Linked DNA regions of Homo sapiens: region 1 is linked to region 2. The links are chromatin loops, found by intact Hi-C in ENCODE. Cell type or tissue: PC-3. All regions are shown on one strand. Links, peaks and the distances in the headings refer to the core of each region. The heading gives the core; the rest is flanking DNA.

Region 1 (5,380 bases), core at 332-5,331, 84 kb before region 2:
AAGTGGGAAATGGGAAACACATCATAAACATCTCTTTCTCCATTCTTTTCTTAGGTGATAACACCGTCTATGTGCTGATGACTGCCAATGTATGCCAAATTTATATATCCACCCTGAAAATGTCTCCAAAACTTTAGGCTTATAAATGCAGCTGCCTCATCTATATTTCTTGTATATCTATTATATATATACACACACACAGCTCAACTTAAAAGTGCAAAAGTCAGTTTTTGGTCTTTCTCCATCTCCTCCTTTATAACTTTCTCTTAATATTCCTTGGATTTCAAGACTGATTCCATGCATTATTGCACCACCTTTTTTTCCCCTAAGTAAGCAATAATAGCACAATGTACTAGGCTCCAGGGACTGTTCTAAGTAACGGGAAGATAGAATAAAATAAGAGACTATCACTGCCCTCAAAGGGCTCACTAAGTAGTAGGGGAATCAGCACATTGTCCTGAAAGTCTCAATGTTGTAATGCTGTAGAACAGAACAGGGAGATAGATGTTTCCATGGAATGATACTGAAGAGATGACATTTTTAGCTGCTTCTTGAAGGATGATAAGGAGGTTACTATTCGATGGGTATTGTACCATTACTGTCCCCACTCAGTTAACCTCCATGTATTTAAGAGAATTATACACACACATCCCATAGATCGGCTTTTGCTATATGACTTGCATTTGCCAATGGAAAGTGAGCAAAAGTTACGTGGGCTACATCTGAGCAGAAACTTTCAAAAACATCATCAGGTTACACAGCTCATTTCCTTCTTTTGCAAGGGCAGTGTGTTCCAGGGAGGGATTTCTCCTCCAGCCCAGATCTCAAAATGAAGAAGACTCAACAACCAGGACTTAGGACAAACGAATATGTAGCCCAGGGAACTTTAGCCTATTGTTCCACCATTAGTATGCATCCGCTGACTCCTTGTATTAGTTTCTCTTCCACCAAGAAGAGAGTGGAAGTGATGTATGTGTTTGTGCACAATCGGACATATGTGAATAAGGAGAACATTTTGCTTCCCAAAATCTTTCTTAAGCCTTGATAAACCATTCTATTTGGAGAGTAAGATCCCAACAAAAAATTCAGACCCTAAAAGATGGTCTCTAGACTCTTTCTATGACAATAGAAATGGGATTTTCTTCATTCCTTGGAGAGAGAAGGATGCAGAGATAAAAGGAGCTTTTCAACATCCAAGTCTTCAGTAGAGTGAACTAAAAATAAAATGCTAGGTATGAGAATTTTTTTTTCTAAGAAATTGTGAAGCAGTGACATTTCAAGTTTGGGTTGGTGTGGAGTGAAGCAAGTAGGACGCAGCCAGAGGTGAACCAGGGGAGAAGACTGTTAGGACGCAAGCCCCAAGACAATGACAGATGTTACACAGGAGCTTTGGACTTTGTGGGGAGTTTAAATCAACTTTACCTAAACATGATTAGCACAAGCCCAGATCCAGGCAACTTGGGCCAAGTACCTCAGAGGGCTTCTCTCTGGCTGTCCTCAGGATGTCCCTTTCCATGGGGTTAGGAATGTGCTCAGTCTGGTGGTGTGTGCATCTGGAACTCATGCCCTGCCAGGTTCATGGGCCATTGGCATCCCCTGTCCAGATGGTTCCAATCTGGCTTTCTAGGCCTGTGCAGGACTCTCACCTAGGTTCTTCCTCCGGATGGTGGACCACTCCACCGAGGAGCTTTGTTTGTGGGGATGTGGATAGAAATTGAGTGTCCGGACCCTCATATGTCCACATTCCTACTTGTGAGCTGGTCCTGGTGCTGATAGAGTCAGGTGGGAAGAGAAGGGGGCTTGATCAACAACCTCCATTGGCACTCATACCCCAGGCCCTGAAATCTTGGAGGAAGGCTTATCTCTGAAGGGCAGGGAGGCCCCAGCTGACATCTTATGTAGTACAATTTGAGGACAAGGCCCTGCCCATAATACAAGGGATGCTTTGGGCAAGCCTACCCTGAGAATTAACCATGAGCTTCTTCCTTAAATGGCACAGTAATGAGGTGGCAAGAAAAATCCAGTTACAATTTTAATGTCCAAAAGCTCATCCATCTGCATTACAATCCTGTAAGAAAAATATGCCATGTGTGGCACCTGTAAAGTGAAATAGGCAAGCCTTGGTTCTCCTACAGGGCAATGATTTCTTCACTTGGAATGCCAGCAATGTCTTCTCCTTGGAAAGTTTATAGAGCTTATATCCTGCCTGTTCACCTTTAATAAAGAAATGTTAAATATTGTAAAATAAACTTTCTTTAATGGGGCAGGAATTCATATCCTCCGAGTGTTTTGCTTCTTTAAACATCCCGAGGGCTATGAAATGCCCCGGTTGGACTGGCTGCCATGTCAGCGGTGTGCCTGACTCACTTGGTTTTGGGGCCTACAGCTGGGGAAAGGGGAAGGTTCCAGGCATCACTGCTGGATTATTTGTCTTTATTGTCCAGCTACATTCTTCCTGCTGTTTGACTGGGTAAACTCAAAGCTTGCTTTCTTCTGTGCTACTTTTCCTTGTCTGATTATACTTAAACTTCCCGTCATATACCTGACATTCATATGGTGTGTGTCCCCACTGTCCCTCATCCTTCCTGCCTAGGAGTTCTTTCATGGACAGCAGAGAGGAAGGAATGCTGGACTTGGGATTAGGTCAGCAGGCTGCACATCGAAGGCCCTTTGCTTACTGAGTAATGTTGGGCAAATCAATTTAAAAATCTCCCTTTAGAAAGAAGCCAGGCATTCATTTGTTCCTTCAAAAATACGCCTCCAGGCCTACTATGTGTCAGACAGCATGAGGAGCACAGGAAGACAAAGATGAAGCACCCAGATAAACAGAGTGAGTAATTACCTGTGACTTCAGCACTTAAAGAGATTAATACCTTGTCGCTCTCCCAGGCAAGTTGTGAGGGTCAAAGTGAACTTGTGCTCAGAGACATAAGGGAAATAAGAGTGTGCCAACAAAAGACAGTGCCTCCCAACCTTATTTCAGGGCTTCACTCGTAGTTGGTATGCAATAACTGTCTGGATCAAGTGTAGCTGCCATTTTAGTATTTACTGCTCTTGTTTATTTTTTGTAACTTCACTCACAACTTCCTTTAAAAATAAATGCAGGGGTGCACTAAGGTTGAAGTGATTTTCAATAGAGTTTGTTCTGATTATTTGAAAATGGGATCCCCCTGGGGTATTGCAAAACTGGGCTCTGGATCTTGGTCTTTGAATAAGTGGATGGTCTTTCACACTCAGAGAAGAGAAAAGCTGCGGGAGATCTCCAGTCTAACAACAGAGATCATTGTACACCGGTGGGGCTGCTGGGTCAAGAGTTAAATCAGAATAATCTGAATACAAATCATAACATAGAAAAAGGAAAATTTCCATCCTTGCAAACTCCTTGAGCCATTGATTGGAGTCACAGATACTGCTGTTCTCTCAGCAGAAATGTATTAAGACCATATGTAAAGATAAATATTCTGGTCTGAGCAAGATACAAAAACAAGAAGCAAAGAACCGGTCAGTGGGGTGCCTCATGGACTGCTGTGTTTCCACCCACACTAAAGAATACTCAGAACCGTAGGGGGGTTAGATTCTGCTCACCCTTTCATTTGCTCATTTATTCAACAAATATTTATTGAGTACCTGCTGTGTGCTGGGAATTCAGAAGGAAGCAAAATCTGGCTCAGTCCCTGCCTTCATGAGTTAGTGAAGGACACAGACATTAATAGAATAATCACACACTCATCCCACAGTTGTGGTGGTGATTGTGGTAGATAATGCAAAGAGGCTACAAATAAGACAACTGATTTCACAAGGAAAGACAAGATAGGCTTCTCCGAGGAGGTGAAGCTTGACCTCTGTGAAAAAAATCATCACATTACCTTCTCTGTCTCTTCTGCTTTACTCTTCCATCTTTTGGGGATTTTTGTGATTACATTGGGCCCATCTGGATAATCTAGGGTAATCCTCTTCATCTCAAGATCCTTAAACACAGCTACAAAGTCCTTTTGATGTGTAAGGTAACAGTCACAGGTTCGGGGATGAAGCCATCTCTGAGGACATTATTGTGCCTATAGCATCAGGGCATCTGCATTGAAACCTCAGCAGGAATTAAAGGGTAAGTAATATATAAAAAGATGTTGTTAGCTCCAAGCAACTGGAGATCCTATCTTAACTGCACTAGGCTCAGTCAAAGAAAGTGGACAGAAAGTCAGCTGCCTTTGCAGGAGTAGGGCTAAGTAAACGAGAGGCAGAGCCCAGAACTTAATGCCTGAATGAAATGTTTATGGTGTATAAAGCGAGTCTACTCTAAAGGCAAATAAAATGCTTGATAATTCAGAGGATTTGAGAATTGATTTGAAAATACATGGATTCTGGCACTATGCCTCGCTGTGAATATGGCAGGGCTGCCTATGACAATCCCAGGGTGTTATTTCTCTAAATGCATCACCCCAGTCCTTGGAAGGAGTCTGGTTTCTGCTCCTTTGGAAACTTCCAGTATGCACTGTTTATTAGCATCCCGATCCACCCCCTCAAATACACCTCTTCCCAGAAGAATCTAAATTGATTTAATGATATTTTATGTTTCCCTTGTAGAAATTTCCCAGTTCTAATTTTTCTAGTTTGCTTTTACAGTACTATTTTTTCTCCCTTCTCACCTTCCTCCAGCATCAAACGACATAACTACCATCCCTCTGGTGTGGGATACTTACTAGGAAAGCTCAACAGACCTATTGTAATACAACTCAAGGTACAGGAAAGAGCAGAGATTCAATATCACCCCTCCTGGGCCCTGTTAGGCTAAGTGGATAGTTGCTGTTGGCAGCACTTTGCAGAAATTGACCCAAAGCCTTGCCTGCAAGGCCCCCTTCCCTCCCACTCTACCACCCATAGAGGGTTCAAGTGCACTGAGTTTCACTCAGGAGAATACCTTCCTAAGGGGTCTCAGGTATATGAAGGTGGGATAGAGTAGAGCATTCCATGAATAGGTGGGGGTTTTCCAGAAGTCTTCTGAAGCTAGACAAGCAAAGACATCCCAAGACAGGAGCACAAGCAAGGGTTCAAATCACTGTAGTCGGGATCTTCCCAAATTTACTGCAGAAACCAGTCTAATTTTGTTTTTTCCTAAAAGCCACTTTCCTCTTCTCTCTTCCTTTGGAATTTCCATATATTAGCATTAATTCATTTATTCTTTGAGAGGAAGGAAAAATTGGGAAGTCTAAATGGAAGCTGAAATCTTCTGAGCATTTGCTTTCTAACTTGTAGAGGCTAAAATTAGACCTTGGAAAAGGTTAGTTTTCTTCTCTTTACCACCCCTTTTTAGAGTGTGAGGAGAAATTCCTCCCATTCTCCTGACCTGTAGGATATGGCTAATAACAGTCCTGTCTCATGAAAG
Region 2 (5,380 bases), core at 257-5,256:
ATATGAAACGAGCTTCTAAATCTATGAACACGGCATTTGTGGGGCTAGGCTCTATGTTTAGGTAAAGAGGTATTACGAAGCCTTTATAGGGAAGATGAATTAAGACTTGTCTAAAAGTGAAGAAGGATTTTGGTATCTAAACATGGGGAATGGGGAAGCCATGGGAATGTGGATAGCCCTGGGAGATAAGACTCTTATTATAAGCTCACAAGTGCATTTGTGGAAATGAAGATATTTCTGTCATCTATTTGTTGGATTAGCTTCACAGGAAGGCGGAGTGAGCAAACATGCATTGAATATTTACTTGGTGTTCCAGAGAGACATGTGTTGGCTCCAGCAGCAGCACCAGAGCACCAAAAATGAGGCTTTAGCTTATTTTGGAGATGGCTAAAACAAAGATTCAGGGCATGTCTCAAAGCGATGTTGAAGAGGGGAAATAAGGCTGGTGCTAAAGAAAAACTAACCTGATGCTAAAGAAAGAACTAACTAACTCATGTATTCTTTGACAAGATGTGCTCGGGCCAAAGAATAAAATTCTAAACAATCATTGGTTCTGTGGAGGGAGGCTTGCTTTTCATAGAGGCACAGGATAGCAATTCTGAAACTATTCTGTGTGAATTCTAGTATTGAGCAAATAAGTAAATATATTATAGAAGATGGCAGCCAGTGTTCACCTTATAAGAGAAGGTAGTTACAAACATGGTGAGGGGAAATGTTAGCAACACTTCAGTGGTGTTGGATTGGAATTGGAGCTTTCAGTGAGAACTCATGGCATATACTATCTAGATAGCTACAAAAAGAGATCGACCTATGTGGATATAAATATTGAGATGTATGTGGATGCAGGTGTGTGTGTGTGTGTGTGTGTGTGTGTGTGTACATAAATCTATTTCCTAGCTGTGTATTCTTAGAGGGCCTAAAACCAAGGAATTGCAGTGCAGCGAGACCACCTGGCTTCCCGATCTTGGTTTTTAAATACTATTCTCTACTAAAAGGAATTAGGGCTCTTTGAAAAAAAAATGACTGATTCTGTAGCTAAGGGAGAGAAAGTAAAAGATGAACCTGAAATATATTTTTTTTTTTCAGAAATTAAGAATGTTCCCAAAGAATGATGGAGACATTTCAAAAGGATACGGAAGCCAGATTGTGGGCGCTTCTACTGGCCAACTCTGGGACATCGTGGACATCAAAATAAATTTGTAATAATAAAGGATTATAGCCTATTAGTTAAATCAGAAAAATCTGATTTAACTAAATGAGTAGGAGGAAAAGAAAGCTCTTCCTTATATTAGAAAGTCAATTAATAAATGCAGAAAGGAATGAAAAAATTAGAAAAGCCACCATTTGGCAACCATGGCAGGCAGAATGGGGAGTATGCCTCCAGACAGTAATTCCTTTCAAACTGGTTTATAGGAACTCACTGAGCTTGCTGATCGACCTCTGAGAGGCAAAGTTTCTGAATTATGAAGTACTGATTATATAAACTTAGACAGAGACATGCTTCATTATTTAATAGGACTGTGTCAAAAGCCTACTATTAGGATGATGTGTTGGGTGTGGAACAGGGTCTCTTCCTGCCAGGAACACTGGTGATTTCACTCCGTGTTCAGGCTGATCTTTGAAGTTGAAGACAAGCAGAAGAATCCTTCTAAAATTTAGCCATGCCCATAGGCTGGGAGGGACACTGCTCCATTCAGAGGCAGCAAAGCACATTACTGTATCTCCTATAGAGCTTTGAGCAGTCCAGTGTACATGGAGAAACTTAGTAAATGTTGTTGAATTAGTGAATGAACAAATCAATGGACCAAGTCAGGGGTAAGTCTTACATTTGTCATCTAGGTGATTAAGAAAGGAAAAAGTATCTGTTTCAAGAGGATTACAATCTAACTGTACTCCAATAGTAAAATTTACTCTTTTGGAATCTGAAGACATTCATGAGTCTTTGCATCTTATTTCCTGAATTCTAACTTCCCTTGCCTTTATGAATGACAAAGAAGATGCATACAACCTTTGTAAATGCTTGCTGAATTTGAACATTATGTTGCTTTGTGATTGCCTCCACTTGGGATTCCAAATGACATCATGTGGATTCACTGGAGGCCTCGGGTAGCTGGGGAACTGAGGGGATAAGATGCACACATGGTACACAAGCACACGTACACCAACAACGTAAATAGACACGTAACTAGAAACAGCTGTGCAGAGCCATTTAGTAAAAGGTTGAGTAGCTGGAACCATCAGGAGTGCGTGGGAATGAGTTCAAGCTCCCCCCATGAGGCCTTCCTAAGGCTTTGCAGGAGGGCAAGAACAAGGTCTGGGAAGTGGGGAAATGGGATGGCTCAGTCTGTCCTTAGCATCTCGATCCTGGCTGACTCTCCACCACTCCTCACCCTTGCAAGATTACACACTTTGATTTATGTGACATTTAGGCAGAAAGCAGCCTAGAGCACTCTGGGGGTATTAACCCAGAAGACATACAAATCAGATTGGACCAAAGGGGAAAGAAGCCTCAGACATCCGCAGGGGAATAAGAAGGATATTGTATGCTACTTGACCTGATCTCTTTCCTACTCAGGAAAGTCAGTAGATAAATAATAAAATTGATAGTGCATGGAGAGTTGAGAGGCAAGACTTGCAGCATTGAAGTCTGAATTTCTGTCCTGAATATGATATTTGTACTCCCCCCAACTCCCTGGTCTCCAAAGGAATCTGGTCTGTCACTAAACAGCATCTTCTCAATCTCCTCCATGTCATAAAGTGGGAGAGTGGGGGTAGTGGAAAAGGCATGTCTTTATTTTGAAGATGAGAAATTTACATTCTTTTTCGTTAAAATAATCATTTCTAAGGGGTAATATATTGTAGGATCAGAGATTTCTAGGACTGGAAGGATCTTTTAGAAACCGTAGAACCTAAGCCCCTTATTATACAGAGGAGAAATCTGAAACATGGAAAAAGAGAATTTGCCTGATGTCTCAGAAAGACTAAGCAGCATTGGCTCTATGAACAAGAGCTAAAAATCCCAATTCCAATACTACAAAGATGAAATGGTACACAAAACTTTACAATCTACACAACTGAATCATCTTTCTTTCTCATTACACTTTGGTTGTCATCCAAAAATATATAGCTTGATCACTCACCTTAGTCATCTGAAACACCTGAGCCAAATCCAATTCCCGTGCAGCTGCCACGCAAGGTTATGCCTCTGTCCAGTGGCCTCTGTGTTGCCAAGACTCTGTGGATTTGACAACAGGAATTTAGGTGGAGTTTTGAACAATGGTGTCATGGTTGGAACAGGCATGCAATTCCTAAAATTTATGAGTTGTGATTGTGTGTGATAGTGGTTTAAGTTTGGAGTTTGAATATTGGCTCTTCCACTTTATAGCAGAGTGAATTTGGACCAGATGCTTACAGCCTACCTCATGAGATTAAATGAGATAATATGTGTAAAGCATTGAGTATAGCATCTGCATTAAAATAACCACCATTTGTGTAAAATGTATTAATACCATCTTATCACTTCTGTTTCTAGAATAAGTCTAAGCCAATATTTTTGTAAGTTTGTTTTGTTTTGTTTTGTTTGACATGGAGTCTCACTCTGTTGCCAGGCTGGAGTGCAGTGGTGCAAACTCAGCTCACTGCAACCTCCGACTCCGAGGTTCAAGTGATTCTCCTGCCTCAGCCTCCCGAGTAGCTGGGACTACAGGTGCCTGCCACCACGCCCAGCTAGTTTTTGTATTTTTAGTAGAGATGGGGTTTCACCATGTTGGCCAGGGTGGTCTCCATCTCTTGACCTCATGATCCCGCCTGCCTCGGCCTCCCAAAGTGCTGGGATTACAGGCATGAGCCACCGCCGCTGGCCTATTTTTGTAACTTTTAGAGGCCAATATGCATGGGAGTTTGCCTTCTCTTGCTGCCCTTAGGTCTTCTGCCACCAAAGCATGGGAAGAAAGTTAAGCTGGCTTACTGGAGAATAAGAGACACAAAGTCCTATGTCCCACATTACCCTGACTGACAACTAAGCAATTGCTAGACTGTGTGAGTGGGACCATCCTAAGTCATCCAGCCCCCTGCAGACTCTCCAGCTGTCTGCAAATGCATAAGCAAGTGGGGGAATGATCAGTTGAGAAGTCCTAAACCAGAAGAACTACTCAGCTGACCCAAAGGATTGTCAATTAAATAAACAGTGATTGATTTAACCCATCAGTTTTTGGGGAAGGTTGTTAACCAGCCAAAACTAACGGATGCAGTGTCCTATGTGTTCATGTCCTGAATGAATGAGAGATGATATATGTAAGGAAGAGGCCAAGAACCATCCACCAGCAGGATTCTTCTTTCAGCAGAGAAGATGGTTTTGCATGGAGTTATCCCCACCCTCTCCCTTGGCGCTTCCTTTCTGGGGAAGAGTGAAATTTGTGACCCCTGAAAGGAGACTGCTGGCTGGGTGTGGTGGGAGACCGGGATATGACCTGGCCTCATTAACACCATGCACCCTAACTAGCTGGGCCAATCAGTCTGTCTCTGTCCTCCTGGAAACTCTTACCACCCACTGTCTCCCAGACTACAGCACCCCACCCACCAATCCTCCCTTCGAAACAAAGATGCATGCAAGCACGTAGTGGAAATGCCGGGCCAGAAGCCTGCCTCCAAGACTCTGTTGGGGTTCCAGGAGGCAGAAATGCCAAGTTGGATTCACAGGTGCCAGGAAGGCCTTACTCCTGGGCACAACAGACTGCCATAAGGTGGCTCCAGGAAGAGAAACTCCACGTAGTCCTTCAGAAACTCATTCTCACCTTTCCAATCCTTTCTATGAAAAAGGTTCTTATTCATGTTACTTTAACCTATTTTCTTTCTTTCTTTTTTTTTTTTTTTTTTGAGATAGAGTCTCGCTCTGTCCCCAGACTGGAGTACAGTGGCACGATCTCAGCTCACTGCAACCTCTGACTCCCTGGTTCAAGTGATTCTCCTGCCTCAGCCTCCTGAGTAGCTGGAATTACAGGCATGTGCCACCACGCCCAGCTAATTTTTGTATTTTTAGTAGAGACAGGGTTTCACCATGTTGGTCAGGATGGTCTCGATCTCCTGACCTCAAGATCTCCCTGCCTTGGCCTCCCAAAGTGCTGGGATTACAGGCATGAGCCACCATGCCTGGCCTACCCATTTTCTTTATCTCAATTCCAGGCCATATCAAGTGCCAATTTTATTAGCATTTAATATTTCAAAGACAAGGATGTCTTGTTTGGAAGACACCATTCAAACCCTCCAGTCCTCTTCTTTGTAACAGCATATGAGGGTAAGAAGAGAACAAAAAATTATGTCCTCAGGTAGGTCAGTTTTACATGGTTTTTGATTCACTGTTGCACATTCCATCTATGTCTAC

Evidence for each region. Hi-C counts contacts between places; a loop is a spot of excess contacts. Peaks named below come from ENCODE experiments on the same cell type or tissue, not always from the same donor. Only the 100,000 strongest peaks of a DNase experiment are listed, where the experiment ranks them.
Region 1: a loop joins it to region 2, with 6 times the contacts of the local background. A loop is called at or near these places in 2 of 110 quality-filtered maps.

What each region holds. Positions count from the first base shown.
Region 1 is chr2:217,364,582-217,369,961 of GRCh38, reverse strand. The region is part of intron 8 of DIRC3 (disrupted in renal carcinoma 3); the gene reads left to right. Among named protein-coding and RNA genes, the nearest start is that of DIRC3-AS1, 85 kb to the right of the region's middle. In PC-3, for the core only: no CTCF peak of the experiment used is centred there; DNase peaks (open chromatin) are centred at 2,271 and 2,801; H3K27ac peaks cover 3,019 bases.
Region 2 is chr2:217,280,570-217,285,949 of GRCh38, reverse strand. It overlaps DIRC3-AS1 (DIRC3 antisense RNA 1), which reads right to left and starts at 3,217. Exons shown (of 6, transcript NR_133642.1): 1 at 3,141-3,217. DIRC3 (disrupted in renal carcinoma 3) reads left to right here. Exons shown (of 13, transcript NR_186301.1): 13 at 1,087-1,931. In PC-3, for the core only: no CTCF peak of the experiment used is centred there; a DNase peak (open chromatin) is centred at 3,199; H3K27ac peaks cover 2,055 bases.